Linked DNA regions of Homo sapiens: region 2 is linked to region 1. Evidence: chromatin loops called from intact Hi-C (ENCODE). Cell type or tissue: PC-3. All regions are shown on one strand.

Region 1 (2,500 bases):
ACAAAACAAAACAAACAAACAAACAAAACAGTGATAGTCACAGAAAGTAGAGCAAATGAGTCTGCCTGTGTGAAGTGAAAAGAACAGTAATGGCCATTCTTTTTTTCTGACGGATGGAAAACCCTAACCTGCAAAATAAATATTTTCTGCAGATGAAAAAAGGTGGGGAACTTTTATAGACCTAGCCATTCTTATTTATGAATGTGCTCATTCTCTTCCAACGTTTGGTTTATAACATATTTCAGGACTAAGATGACAATTTGGCCATACCATTCCTAATTTTGATGTTCTAAGATGTCAGTCATGGAACCAGCCAAAGATTGACTATATTTGTATAATAAGTAGATGTCAGGAAGAATGAGCCAGAGAACAGATTCAGGATTGAAATTGAGGTTTTCAATTTTAGAAATGGGATGGGCAAAGAGTTCAGTAACCATGCCTCACTTTTTTAAGGACAATGACACCAAATTACAAAAAGAAATGCATTTTATTTAGCTACTTTTATTATTTTGGGATGGGCAACCTGGTAGGAGAAAAGCCACCTTTTGAGTCTGTCACCTCCACATTAATTTGCTAAGAATATTTAGGGGTAAGGAGGCCCATCCCCTTTACTCACATTCCCTGAATGATGAGTCAAGGAGTAGCTTGTAGTAGTACAGCAGGGGGTGCAAGGGAAAGAAGGCAATTTCCTTTCTTATACAACTTTTCAGTTTATGTGGAATTTTAAATTGCTTAATTTTCAATAGTCTTATTATATAATTGATTTCTTTGTGCCTATTACTAATTATCTCCCTCAGTCTTCCAAGAGAGGTATAATACTTTTTCTGATACAGTGTAACAGGATGTTGTGACATAATAAAAAATATACATTTGGTTTCTGCCTCCTGTTCCTGCCACAGATCTCCTAAATCCCTTGGAATTTCCTGGGTAATAAGAGTGCCTTTATTCTAATAAGGCAACACTTGGCGGACTGCTGGATAACGTCAACATGAGGGCTGTTTTCCAGAAACACCAAGCCATAATTCAAACTGTGAGCTGGAGACTGGGTTAATAATTGGTCATGCCTACATGATGAAACCTCTATAAAAAATCCCTAGAAGGCAGGGCTTGGAGAGCTTCCAGGTTGGTAAATACATCCACAGGACAGGAGGGTGGCACACCCTGGCATCATGGGGACAGAGGCTCCTGTGCTCAGGACCTCGCCTTCACCTGGCTGTTCATCTGCATCTTTCATCATATCCTTTGTTATAAAGCAGTGAACATAAGTGAGTGTTTCCCTGAGTTTTGTGAGCCATCAGGGCAAAATATCAAACCTCAGGAGAAAGTCGTGTAAACCTTCCATTTGTAGCCAAGTTGGACAAATGTTATGGGTAATGTGGATATCCAAGCCATGCCACTGGCATCTGAAGTGGAGGGGTTGGGGTGGGGGCCCAGTCTTGTGGGACTGAGCCTTCAACCTATGGGGTCTGCACTAACTGCAAGGTAGATAGTACCGTAACTGAATTGTAGGACACATAAGTGGCATCCAGAGAGAACTGATTGCTGTGGGAAAAATATATCCCACACATTTGGTGTCAGAAGTGAAGTGTTGAGAGTAGAGGAAACAGTGAGTTTTTCCTCATTAACATTAAATTGGAATTTTCAGCTTTCACCACAATATATAATATATGAAATTCCAAAGAGAATTGTCAAACCAAAATGTAGATTTTCAAAGGAGCTATCAGAGAACCAGTTGGGCAGTTCCAAACCCACTGAAGAATACAAAAGGGTCCAAATATTGGAGATGAGAACAATTTGTTAAGAGGGGTGTGTGTTTACATGTGTTGCTAGACTGAGTTTCACCTTCTCCAAGGGGAGCAATGGAGTGCTATCTTTTGCAAAAAGGGCTTCACTTGGCCAATTTGGAGAGTTTGAGATAAGTCTCCTGGAGCTTGAGAGAGGGTAAGACTGGCATCTGACAGGCTTACTGGAGCAGGAGGGGCAACTGGTGAGCTCTTTGGGCAGTAAAGTATTTCTGGTGGAGGAGATGAGGACCTCAGGAGAGAGCTAGCTGGGGGCCACCTTTAGCTCTGTCCAAGAAGGACTTTCTGGAAGTGTAATGAGCCTCTAACCAAAATAGAGAGTGGATAGTGGTTCCCTAAACCCAGGGGCTGAGCACTGGGCTAGAGAGCTGCAGTTGTTGCAGCCAGATGAGCCCCACAGGGGGTGACCCTGCAGAGCCACCAAAGCAACCCAAAGAGGGAAAATCACCTGCAGACATCTGCCCATCTTACAGTATCAGAGCTAGCATAAACTTCCCTGCATCCTTTGCCTTTCTAGTCTCTGACTCCATTCCCATGGCAACAGCAATGACAACTTATAAGTAGCATATAAGTGGGCAAGAGGATAGAAAAATTACCTGCCCCTCTTCCACGGGAAGCAGCTGGTCCACTTCAGGTGAGCCATTGAGATGGGATATTAAACCAAATGCAGTTTTATTTATGGTCTGGAATTGGATAGT
Region 2 (2,500 bases), 350 kb before region 1:
AAATTAACAAATTCAGTAAAGTTGCAGGACAGAAAAACAACATTTAAAAATCACCAGCATTTCTATACACCAATAATGAATTAGCTAAAATGGAAATCAAAAAGGGATCCTATTTACAATGGCTACAAAAAATTAAAAAAATCGAATACCTAGAAATAAACTTAACCAAGGAAGTGAATGATCTATACACCTTTTTTTTTTTTTTTTTTCAAGATAGCAGATAGGAGGCAGTGTTAGCATGCCTCTCCCACTGGGAAAACTGGAAAAATCCACAGACCTTTTGAAAGAAGTGATAGGCTGCAGCCTACTCCATGAGATAGGAAAAAAAATAAAAGTTCCCAGAGTATGAGACGGGGAGATTCTACCTTTGAGCACATATCCCCACTAAGGAATCTGAAAATCCAGGCCACAGGAGAAGGCCTTAATGCTACCAAGAGCTGGAACAAATTTAGGGAGCCTCGTGAAAATAAAAGTAGAAGCAGTCGCAGGAAGTGCCTTGCAGGTATTCTGAGTCTCTAGTATGAACCAAGGAAAGCCATTCCTGACTATATCTCACAGGAGCCCTCAAGAAAGTTAGCCAATGAGCTCAGGGAGGGGTCACAGGGTAAAAGAAGCTCCCAGCTGAATTTGTGATATAATTTTGAGTAGGGATGTACACCCATCAACAGAACTTGGTGGCGAGTGGGAAGAGCACTGCTGACCAGCCTTGAGGGCAGACGAGAGGAGGAGGGATGTGACCCAAAAGTCATGCTTGCTATTTCTGCAGGGAAGCTTATGGCCTCAGGCAGGTCTGAGTTCTGTGCATATGTTATGTGGACCTAAACCTGGTGCTGATAGCAGGACACTTCAGGAGTGAGATTGGCCTTGCCAACTGCAAGGAGCTGGATGAGGCTTACTGCTGCCGGCTACTCCCCACTCCCTTTGTGAAATCTTCTGCATAGCAGAGGCAGTTATACTCACCTCTGGATCATTACCCTAGTGGCCTGCAAACCACCCCATGCCTCTTACAGTGGCTGCGGCAGGCCCCACCCAAGGGGAGTCTGAGCTCAGACCCACCTAACCCTGCCCTCACCTGGTGATATTTCTCCACTCATCCTAGTAGATGAACACAAATAACATAAACTTTTGGGAGCTCTACAGCCCTGTCCATCACCTAAGAAACCAGAATAATTCCCCTGGGCAACTTAAAGCAAGCTCAAATCCCACTGCTGCTACTGCAGCTGATGCTGTCTTGCAAGCGCCACCTCCTGGCTGGAGGCCAGCCAACTCAGGCCATCACAATACCTCTCAGCAGAATATCACTGCTCTCAGGAAGGAGAAAACAGCTGTGGGATCTCAGCTTACACCACTGCCTGCAATACCCTGGCTATCCAGGGGTCCTGAGTCTGTCCACATGACAAGTTCACTATTAGTATAACCAGCATTCAAGAAAGCCAGCACACTAAGCCTATTGACAACCAAGGAATCTCAGTCTACGTCACTCCCCTGCCACCTCCATTCAAAGCAGGTGCTGGTATCCATTGCTGGGAGACTTGAAAAAAGGTCACATCACTGGATCCTTTGCAGACATTCTCCATCACCAGCCCAGAGTCTGGTAGCCCTACTGGGTGGCTAGACCCAGAAGATCAATAGTAATCACTGCAGTACAGCTCTCAAGAAGTCCCATTTTTAGGGGAAGGGAGAGAACACCATATCAAGAGAACACCCCATGGAACAAAAGAGTGTGAACAGCAGGCTTGAGTCCCAGATCTTTCCACTGGTGGAATGTTTCTTTCAGCAGTGACCCAAGTGCAGAGCTGGGCACAATAGAGAAAGTCAGCACCTCTACCCCAACAGGCAGGCAGCCTCTGTGATCATGAAGGGTCTTGGAGAAGAGATCCTTGTTCAACCCTGGTACATCACTGCGGACACAACTGGAGTTTCTATCACAAGAATGCAGTGTATATGCGTCTATAGACAGCCTTCCTGGAACCATTCATGGTGATTGCAGCCCAACAGGGGGAGTACTCTCCATATTCAGGCCTGCATAAGAGGCAAGGTCACAATTCCCCGCTACTTGGAGCATCAACATTCCTACACATGAAAAGAGGTGCCCGTATGATCTGAATAGCCAGAACACTGGTACAGGAGTGAGGCTATGAGGTGGATAACTTTTCTGTTGGCCTGGCAGGGGAACTGAGGTAGCTCACACCCTTCATCCTGGTACAACCTCAGGACATCTAATTGAGAACTCCCTTAGCCACCTTCATCAAGGCTGGGATCCCTGCCCACCACTGAGGATTACATGTACCCACCTGCCTTAGCTACAACCAGTGACTACCAAGGGCTACCTCTCCTATTGGACTGAAGCCTGAATCATCAACTCAGTAAATAAAATACTGGAGTAAAGTTAAATAAATAAAGTATACATCACAAGAGAATGAGACAAACTTCAAGAGATCCCTGCCATTCCAACTCCATAGGAGACAGTGAACTTGCCCACACAACAAGTACATAACTA

Evidence for each region. A loop is a pair of places that touch in the nucleus more often than their neighbours do. Peaks named below come from ENCODE experiments on the same cell type or tissue, not always from the same donor. Only the 100,000 strongest peaks of a DNase experiment are listed, where the experiment ranks them.
Region 2: a loop joins it to region 1, with 2.8 times the contacts of the local background. A loop is called at or near these places in 53 of 110 quality-filtered maps.

Annotation. Positions count from the first base shown.
Region 1 is chr4:141,348,860-141,351,359 of GRCh38, reverse strand. No RefSeq gene overlaps it. Among named protein-coding and RNA genes, the nearest start is that of LINC02432, 17 kb to the right of the region's middle. In PC-3, no CTCF peak of the experiment used is centred here; a DNase peak (open chromatin) is centred at 1,069; H3K27ac peaks cover 1,441 bases.
Region 2 is chr4:141,701,446-141,703,945 of GRCh38, reverse strand. All of the region lies in intron 2 of IL15 (interleukin 15), which reads right to left. Among named protein-coding and RNA genes, the nearest start is that of IL15, 66 kb to the right of the region's middle. In PC-3, a CTCF peak has its summit at 1,225 (motif pointing left); no DNase peak of the experiment used is centred here.